Regions from separate parts of the Homo sapiens genome. Here regions 2 and 3 are each linked to region 1. A link is a contact called in ENCODE Hi-C or POLR2A ChIA-PET data. All regions are on one chromosome and are shown on one strand. The core of a region is the stretch at or near the end of the contact, and the rest is flanking DNA. Distances in the headings are between cores, read along the strand shown.

Evidence for each region. Hi-C counts contacts between places; a loop is a spot of excess contacts on that map. ChIA-PET counts read pairs that join two places held with the same protein, here RNA polymerase II (POLR2A). Pooled maps may share reads with other maps.
Region 2: a loop to region 1 is called in a map of CD4-positive, alpha-beta T cell, with 5 times the contacts of the local background. The contact joins the enhancer-like site here to the promoter of TSEN2 in region 1. A Hi-C loop is called at or near these places in 1 of 168 maps with a recorded cell type or tissue (CD4-positive, alpha-beta T cell) and 5 of 50 pooled maps. POLR2A ChIA-PET finds 5 or more read pairs at or near these places in 1 of 52 experiments (GM12878).
Region 3: a map of CD8-positive, alpha-beta T cell shows a loop between it and region 1 (6-fold over the local background). The contact joins the enhancer-like site here to the promoter of TSEN2 in region 1. A Hi-C loop is called at or near these places in 2 of 168 maps with a recorded cell type or tissue (CD8-positive, alpha-beta T cell and ascending aorta) and 6 of 50 pooled maps.

What each region holds. Positions count from the first base shown.
Region 1 is chr3:12,482,990-12,486,070 of GRCh38, reverse strand. It overlaps TSEN2 (tRNA splicing endonuclease subunit 2), which reads right to left and starts at 1,591. Exons shown (of 12, transcript NM_025265.4): 1 at 1,191-1,591. RefSeq lists an enhancer at 1,248-1,667.
Region 2 is chr3:14,438,000-14,441,080 of GRCh38, reverse strand. All of the region lies in intron 2 of SLC6A6 (solute carrier family 6 member 6), which reads right to left. Among named protein-coding and RNA genes, the nearest start is that of SLC6A6, 37 kb to the right of the region's middle. RefSeq lists an enhancer at 1,184-1,684. Within about 2 kb of position 1,403, at least 16 of the 41 ENCODE cell types and tissues checked have a DNase peak (open chromatin) inside an H3K27ac peak, as active enhancers do.
Region 3 is chr3:13,889,485-13,892,565 of GRCh38, reverse strand. No RefSeq gene overlaps it. Among named protein-coding and RNA genes, the nearest start is that of WNT7A, 11 kb to the right of the region's middle. Within about 2 kb of position 1,650, at least 7 of the 41 ENCODE cell types and tissues checked have a DNase peak (open chromatin) inside an H3K27ac peak, as active enhancers do; they include CD8-positive, alpha-beta T cell, where a contact is called at or near this core.

The DNA.
Region 1 (3,081 bases), core at 342-2,841:
AATAAAATGTAGTATTTGCATGTAACTTATGCCCATCCTCCCATCTACTTTAAGTCTTCTCTAGATTACTTAGAATACCTAATACAATGTAAATACTAAATAATTGTTATATATATATATTTTTAAATTTCTTTTTCCAAATATTTTTGATGCAACATTGGTTGAATCCACAGATTCGGAACCTGATAGCGAGAGCTGACTGTACTATCCTCATTCCACAGATATGAAAGAAGAGCGGTGCCTGAGGTGCACAAAAACATATAGGAAAGACTGGGTCAGTTGTCAAGAGGTTTGGGATGCAAAGGTTGGTTTGGAATTGGAGTCACTGCAGGTTATTTAGAATGATGATTGAAAAATGCAGATTAAGAAAATTAAACCTGGGAGTGGTACATCACACAGTGGCCCTCAAGCTTACCTACCCTTAACTCCTCATGCCCAGGCCTCACCTGCAATCAATTACATCAGAATTTCCTGGGTGGACCCAGCTGATTTTAACATATAGCTAACCACTGGTAACAGCAAGGTCTATTCAAATTCACTTAATCCCAGTAGCCCCCGGAGGTAAAGACTATTTTTATTTCCATTGTACAGATGTGGAAAGTGACTCGGAGGGGCCGGGCGCACCCCTGAGAAATCTTTACTTCTTATTTCCCCAACCTGCGCAACCTGACTCCAGAGCTGCATATTCTTACTTTCTATTAAAAGCAGAGTCTGTTTCTTATTCTTCCCTCGAGCACACAGGCTAACACCTCTTAGGTGATGGTAAATGTCTATTAGAAAAACAAAAAAGGGAGAGGTGGCTCCATTTAATTTTCCAACCTTCCTGGACTAGGTGCCAAACAAACCTGGTTAAAAAACCTCCTACCCAGCAAATCTCACCTTCTCCCAACCAAAACACGCTTCAAGCTCCATCTGCGCACCTCCTGGGCTTAGGGAGGCAAGGATGAAAGGCACAAGGTAAACAATCCTGCCTCTGGGGAGCTTTCAAGTTAGAACCTGAGAATAAGCCATATAAACAGATGACCAGCCTTTGAAAGTTGTTGTCAGGATTAAATGCATAATTTTGCAGAAGGCGTTTCGTTCGGGGCCTACCACGTGGAAAGCGCTCACCAGACGACAGCTGCAAATAAAATAAACTGCGCACCCCAACAGCGTTAGGGGCCCCGCCAATTCCTAACTCCCTGTCTTACCCCTTTGCTTCTTTCCTTGACTACCCCCACACCCGACCGAACTCCACCAGAGGCTGCGGCTCCTCTCGGGCATTGTCAGCTGCACCTTGCGCCCCAGCCCCACCAGCCCTGAACAAGGCGCCGGCGTTTCCAAGAACCAAGGGCTGCAGGCGCACGAGGAAAGCGCGGAGGAGTCAGTGACCGGGCGCACTCGGAAGCCTGGCTCCCCGTCCCGGCACTGTCTCGGCCGGCTGTGCGACCCCAGCACAGTACCTAGGCCCTTTCCTCTCTCGCCCTGGAGGACTTTCGGAAGAGCGAGATTTCCTTTCGCTGCAAAACACCAAACTCGGAAAGGGCCGCGCTTTCCTCGCCCAGGGCCCTTACCTTTCTTGGCCCCACGCGCTCGCCGTTACCCCGGCAACGCCGGCCGTGGGGCGGACACCGCTGCCGTCAAGCAGTGCGGCCGCAAAGCCAGCCGAGTGCGCAGCCGCAGAGCTCCCGTCGGGACTTGGCGGAGTGCGCCTGCGCACGGCCGGCTGGCGGGTGTTCTGTGCGCCAGCTCTGCCACTGCGGAGTATGAGGCGGAGGCTGCGTGCGCGCTTTGCTGCTCTCTGCAGGATTGTACGGAAGCCAGAACGATCCTGCAAGACGCATTTTACAGATGAGATGCAGTTACCCGTCAAATGTCACATAGTCACGTGGGAGGTGGGAGAGACCTAGAATCTTCGGCCCTCGGTGGATGGGATGTTTGAGGCGACCGACAGGACTTTATTAAATGGCCCTGAGGAAACTGATCTCATCTTTCTCAATGTAGAAAGAGGATCACAGCAGCGCACCTGTGTACGCTGCAGCATGCGGGGAACTTGCAAGGACGTTTTCTCTGGCAGACACCTGGCCAGAAGCCTCTGTGTGCCCAGACTGCCTGTGCAGTTAAGGGACAATAGGCGGCAGGTCCACCTGCTCTGCATCCCCATTTTCCCCCCTCACTGGCTGCGTGAGCTTGAATGACTGACAACCTTTCTGAGCTTGAGTTTACTGAAAAATGGGCCATCAGAATTACGGGAGATGAGCAAAACTGGAGTGCAATAGGAAGTGTAAGTTTCTCCTGACCTGGTTATTTTAAAGGAGCCCTGTGGGGAGTCCAATATATACTTTCCCAAATATGAATCACAGGAGTTCCACCACACAGACTAAGCAGGAGGCAAAGGAGGATGGCAAGGAAGTGTGGCAAATACTGCTGGAGAGATTCATGGTGCTAGATGTGATGATGGATGTTGAATTTTGGACTTCTGCCAATGTTCTTGCCTCCATTCCTTCACGCATGCTGTTGCCTCTATGTTCCCTCCCCTCTGTTAGCTGCAGTAATTCCTGGTCAGCCTTTAGGTCTCAGCTCAAATATCACCTCTTCCAGGAGACTTCTTGCCTTCCCAGACCTGCTTGGGTGACTTGCCTCTGTGCTCTGCAGTAGTCTGGCATGGCATGTGTTGTCCCTGTTTTTCTGGCCCTTTTTATTTTTTGAGACGGAGCCTGGCTCTGTCGCCCAGGCTGGAATGCAGTGGCACCATCTCAGCTCACTTACCTCACTGCAATCTCTGCCTCCCAGGTTCAGGTGATTCTCCTGCCTCAGCCTCCCGAGTAGCTCGGATTACAGGCGCCTGCCACCACGCCCGGCTGATTGTTATATTTTTAGTAGAAACGGGGTTTCACCACGTTGGCCAGGCTGGTCTCAAACTCCTGACCTCAAGCGATCCTCCCGCCTCGGCCTCCCAAAGTGCTGGGATTACAGGCTTGAGCCACTGCATCCTGCCTGGCCCTTTTTGAACTGCACTGTGGGCTTGCTCTTGGTAGAGTGAGATCATGTCGCAGCATTCAGTGGGTCCTCTGCTGCAAGGACCTTCACTGCTAGGCTAGG
Region 2 (3,081 bases), core at 154-2,653, 2.0 Mb before region 1:
CCTCTAGAAACATGGAGGAGGAGCAACTGGGGTTCCCCAAGTCCCTTTGCTCTAGGCTCTGATTTCCTACAAAATGAAGCCTCCACCCCCTTCCACACTCAGGACCCCATCGTCCCACCACCTGGGGCTGAGCCAGGATGGGGGTGGGGGTTTTCAACAGGGCAGAGTGGGGACCTGTCACGTGCCTGGCATGGTGGGGGTCTCCCAACTCCTCATTTCTAAGGTGCACCCACCTCTCCACCTGTGGGGGCTGCAGTCACAGGTCCACCTGCCTTGAAGAACACACAGCCAGCAGCCCTGCCCCTGAAGAAGCCCATTCCAGCAAGACCCGCCTGTACATTCCTGGCATCCACCCACAGCTCTCTATCGCCATGGCAACCACGAGCTACAGGCCCCTCAGCCCTTGCACTGGCATCTGTGGCAGCCTCCTCACAGGTCTCCCTGCTGCTACTCTGCCCGCCCCTGATCTATTCTCAATGCAGCAGCTGAAGGCAGATTAAAAAGCAGAATCAGGTCCTCATGCCCCCGCCCAACCCTTTGCTCACCCCTAGAAGAAAACACAGGCTCCTCACCATTGCCCACCAGGTCCCAGCACATGCCCCTGCCGACCCTCTGGCCCCATCTTCCCTCTCCCCTTCTCCTTGGGACACGGGCCACACAGAACTGCTTTAGTCCCTCCTACTGCTCAGGCTCAGTCCCCTCTGAACCTTCCCCACTGGCTGTTGGAGCCGCAGTATAAAAAGCCCCCTGGCTCCCTGCCAGCTGCCCCAGGCACCCTGGCCCCTACAGGGACCAGAATATAAGCCTCAACCCAGAAGCTGAAAGTCACTTCCCCAAACAGGTGACCTAAGGCAAGTCACTCAACCCCACTAGTCTTCAGTGTCCTCATCTGTAAAATGGGGTAACTGTACCTTCCCTGTGGGAGTGTTGTGAGGGTTAAATGAGGGGGGGTGCACAGGAGGTGCTTAGAACAAGATGTGGCACACACTCCATGCACAGCAACTACATTATGACTTGAGACTATCTCCTCTTACTACCGCTATCACTACTATCCAGTCCACCCCTGGCCTTGGGGTATATAAAGCCTTCATCCTCCCCAGGGTGAGATCAATAAGGCCCAGAGATGACAAGAGACGCCCTGAGGTCACTCCGCTGGGAGTAACAGTGACCGTGATGTATCCAAACCCTTAGGAGCTTAGCCTCCACTGTCCCTCTGCGGCTCAGTCTGACCTCAGAGGACACCCTCCAGGGAGTCCCCGGAGTATCTCTGTGCACCTCTGCAAACTTGCAATTAGGCCAGTCACCCCAGCTTCCTCACACACACACAAGTGGTCACCCCGCTGCGCAGTGAGTACTCAGGAGCGAGTCCTCCTCCACAGGCGTCCCTGCACCCGCCGACAAGGGCTGTTTTCCTTGGCACTGGGCCCAGGGTTATTTTGCAGCAGCCGAGATACATAATTCCCCATTTTAAGAGCTTCCTCTTTGGTTATTACAGCTACAAGTGATTAGAATTGACTGATACAGAGGCTATGGGATGAAGCCTCTCCCTGTGCCCAGCTAAACATTCTCCTTGTCTCTGTGTTCCAGAGGTGACAGCCAGAGCCAGCTGTGCCTGAAACCAACTGCAGATCACCTGGTCAGATTTGACACACACGCAGGCAGGTGCAGCCCCGTGCCAGCGATGCCATGGCTTGCCACAATATCCCTTTGCTGTCTCCCTGTTTAATATTAAGATTTGTGAGGACTTATTCTGGGGGCTGAGCTGTTTATGAACACAGTTTCCTATTCTCCAACACTCCTATTGTGGAAGAGACTTTGGTAGTTTATAGATAAAGGAAGCTGAGGCTCACGCAGGGAAGCGAGCAGCCTGGCTGAGGCTACACACACGGGTGGAAAGGAGAGAGAGGCTCAAGGCCAGAGTTCCCACCTGGCCACCTGGGCCTCCGGCACCGAGCAAAGCTTAGAAAGAGGTCTCTGCACTGCTTGCAAATGGGGACCCCTATATCTTGCTCTGCATCCCTCCCGGTGCCCTGAGCACCAGCCAGCTGGGCTTTGAGTTGAGTTGCAGATGCTGCCTCCCCCAGCATCTACCACCTCAGTCCAAGGCTCTGGGGAAAGTCAAGCCCTTGCCTCTATTTTTCCTGGGCAACCTTCCCAGAGGCTCGAGAGTTCTCTGCACCTGCCCTGCCGTCCTGCAGACCCTGCACTTCTCAATTTAACAACCAGTGTCCTACATGTCTCTTTCTGGTGGAGAACAATGATTTAAATCTCATATTGTCAATGGCATAACCACTCAGGAGCTTCTGCCATGCTTTTAGGAAGAGGCCAGGTCCTTGTCTGTTTCCTATTTTGCCTGCTTCTCCCATCCCAAACTGCCTAGCACATACCTGGCCTTTAAGAAGGATCTCTGGGCCAGGTTTCTCAGCAAACCTCTTGGTTAAGCAAACTGATCAGCGGGTTGGGCAAGCAGCTCCTAGAGTCCCAGAACAGGGGCAAGAAGAGACCTGGATGACATCCATTCTACAGGTGGGGAAAACTGAGGCCTAAACAACTCCCTGCCCACTAGGCTTGCTGTGGAATCAAGTGCCTGGCTGGACCCCTTGCCCCGCCCTTTCCACAGCAGGCATCTCTCTCCTTTCCTCACTTTTCTGCCCATTCCAGAGCCAGATTCTGGGCTGAGGCCATGACTAAGCTGTGTGACCCAGAGCAAGTAACAACCTCTCTGTGCCTCCGCTTCCTCACTGGTAAAAAATGAGGGTAAAAACAAGACCAGGGACTAAGCAGGATGCTGCCTAATGTTATTCAGCACACAGCCCAGCACATACCAATTGATCAATAAATAGTAGCTTTAAAAAAAAAAAACAGCCACATTGCAATTCTATTATACTTTGTGGCAACCATTCTACCCTGTGTTTGTTTTAAAAAAAGAAAAAGTGGGCCAGGCGTGGTGGCTCACGCCTGTAATTCCAGCACTTTGGGAGGCCGAGGTGGGCAGATCACTTGAGGTCAGGAGTTCAAGACCAGCCTGGCCAACATGGTAAAACCCCATCTCTACTAAAAATACAAAAAAAAAAAAAAAAA
Region 3 (3,081 bases), core at 401-2,900, 1.4 Mb before region 1:
TCTGAATTTCTTATTTAGATTTATCTCTTGATTGCCATAGACCCACCTTATGGATAGGAACATTAAGGCTTGTTCAAAGTCACATTGCCCATGGCAAATCAGTGCAGAGCCAAGATTCTGACAAATATTTGCCTCTCCAGAGGGAGAGCTCAGGAGACCCATGGCAGCTGTGAGATTTTGGACTTGGGTATTGGCATCTAGGGAAGGAGGGAGTCACTCTCTCTTCTTGAACTTTCTGGGGCTGCCAGAGGAGCCTGGACAGGACTCGGGGCTAACTCTGCCTCAAGGGGTCAGATTAAGGGTTGGACAGGTTTCCTGTAGTGCCTCTAACCCAGCCCTAGAGATCTAAAGAAGGAATTAGTGATTCAGGTGACTGGTTCTAGATTTTTTTGGACACGGAGGACTAAGAACAGAAAGTAGGACAATGAGGAGGCCCAATGCATCTGTTTTTCTTCCACTAGAAACAAAAATCCCCCAACCCAGAGGCCTAAACAATAATAGATTTTTCTGTCACTTAAAAAAAAAAAGCCCAGAGGCAGGCTGCGGGGCTGCTATGGCAGCTCAACCATGCCATCGTGTCCCTTCTTGTTTTCCATTTGGCCGTCCTTCTCAAGATGGCTGCCAGAGGAAGGGGAAACTCAAGGAACTGAAAGCCCAGGGGCTTCCACCTACATCTCTTTCAACAGAACAAAGTCATGGCTGCCCCTAGCTGCAAAGGATGCTGGGAGATGTAGTTTCTAAAGTCAGTCACAAGACAGAAAAAGTTTATCTTCAGGATAATTGAGATTTTTCACTACTTTTTAGTCTACAATAATGAAAACAGCTACACTTAGTCATTTACAGATATTCATTTGAAGTACCATCGAGGGACCAGGCACAGAGCCAGCTGCCTTGTGTAAACTGGTGAACGAAGGGCTTGTCCTCTCCTCACCTGACTTACTTAGGGAATAGTCACTGTGTGCAAAGTACCTAGTATCTATTACTTCATTTAATGTTCATAACAGTACTAGGAAGTAATTACTATTATCCCCATCCTACACACAAGTAAACAGAAGCTCTGAGAGGCTAATAATCTATCAAGGCTCCATAATTATGTAACAGATCCAGAATTCAAATCCATGTTGGTCTAGTCCAGAGCTTCAGCCATTAACTATTCCATACTAGTGGGTTCCATCCATGGCTGTGTCTTAGAACCTCCCTGAAAGCTTTTTATATGCTCCACAGAGATTCTGATTTAAGTGGTTGGAGGTAGGGTTCAAGCATCAGTCTGTTTGTAATTATCTTATTTAATCCACACAACAACTGGAGATGAAGGTATTTATCTTTCTATTTAAAAATCAGAGAAACTAAGACCCAGAGATGCAGACTCACTTGCCTAAAGTCACACAGTAATTCCACAGTGAAACTGGGATATATGATCAGATCTGTCTTCTCCAAAAAGCCATCCTTAGCTCCAGAGAAAGGCAGCCTCCCTAAAGCTGGGGGATATACTGGCCAACCACTCTGCTCCAGCCCCAGAAGCCTCCCAGGGAATGTGTGTGCATGAGGGGCAGAGCGCCAGGTGGCAACTAAGTGATAAACAGGCCAGGACATGCCAGGATGTGTGCCGGAAGCCCAGCCCACTAAAGGCAGAGGTGTGGCTGGGCCAGGGTGGGGGCCGGACGTGGGGATGCACTTTTTCCCCAGCACAACAAGCTGTGGGCTTCCTCCCTCCCAGCTGAGCCCTGCCTGATATGGCAGGCCCAGAATGGGTCGCTAGCTAGAGAGTGGAGGGGTGGCAGGAGGGCAGGGGCCCAGGGCCAGTCCCCAGAGGAAGTCACATGGCTGGGGGCACAGGCATGACCCAGGAATGGTGAGGGGAGGGAGATATTTCAGGCCCGAGAGGAAGGGCCCAGCCCATGAGATGAATCACCCGGGCCGGAGATTATCCTGAGGAAGACCTTGGGGGTGGAATGGTGATAAGTGCTCTCCTCCCGAGGTGACCAGGAGCCCACGGGCAGATGGCCAGCGGCCGGTGAGGCAAAGTGTGGCTGGGAGCGCACAGATGAGTCTGAGAGGGCCCACCAGATCCAGGTGCTTTCCAGAAGGGACTTCTCAGTGACCCTACAACATGAGGGGAAGCCCTGGAGACCAGTCACTTGCACAAGGTCACAGGGCCAGAGATGGGATTTGGAGTGGGAGTGTGCCTTTCTGTTTCCGCAGCTTGTCTCCCCAAAGCAGGGAGCTAAGACTGCCACTGCCCTCCTGCTCCAGGGGCTTCCTGGGTGGACATGAAACTTCACTGATAAGACACCAGGCTTTAGACTCCGAATGGCAAACCAGGTGTCAGAGCTTATGCTTGCTCCTGGATGAGGCACTAGACTTGTCCCAGCTTCTTATTGCAGGAATGGGAAGTAGGGAGTCCAGAGGCTCACCCAGAACAAGGGGCTTACCCAGGATTCCAGAGCAGGCTGGACAGAGGCCAGTGGACCTGAGTCCTGCCTCCCAGCCCACAGATGATGATCTTCTGGATCTCTAAGGGTGGCCATCAGCATCACCTGGGAACTTGTTAGAAATGCACATTTTGGGGTGCATTTCATTCAGTCCCAGATGGACTGAATGTGAACCTGGGCAGTGGGCATCCCTCTGAGCATTAACAAGCCCTCCTGCAGGGGATTCTGGTGCCAGCAGAACATAAAGTACACACACACACACACACACACACACACACACACACACACACACACACACACATATTCACCGGGTGGTATTTGGTATAAAATGGCCTCACAATGGTCTTTACCTCAAATTCAATTAAAACAATCCCATCCACCTGATGATCCATCCATGGGCTCACAAACCATGAGAATGCAGAGGTCCTTCAAAATCAACAGGGATTTGTTTCTCAAGCTGGAGGGATATGTGGGCTCCTTGAAAGGGGAAACTTGTACACTACTCCCCCTGGCCAATAAACACACTCAATGGTGGTTTAACTAATTTTTAGTACACCATTGCTTAGATATGTACTATCATAAAACTAAGCGTAGGCTCTTATGCTATTAAAATCTGCAAGTTCCAGATGAAATATAAACTAACATAAAC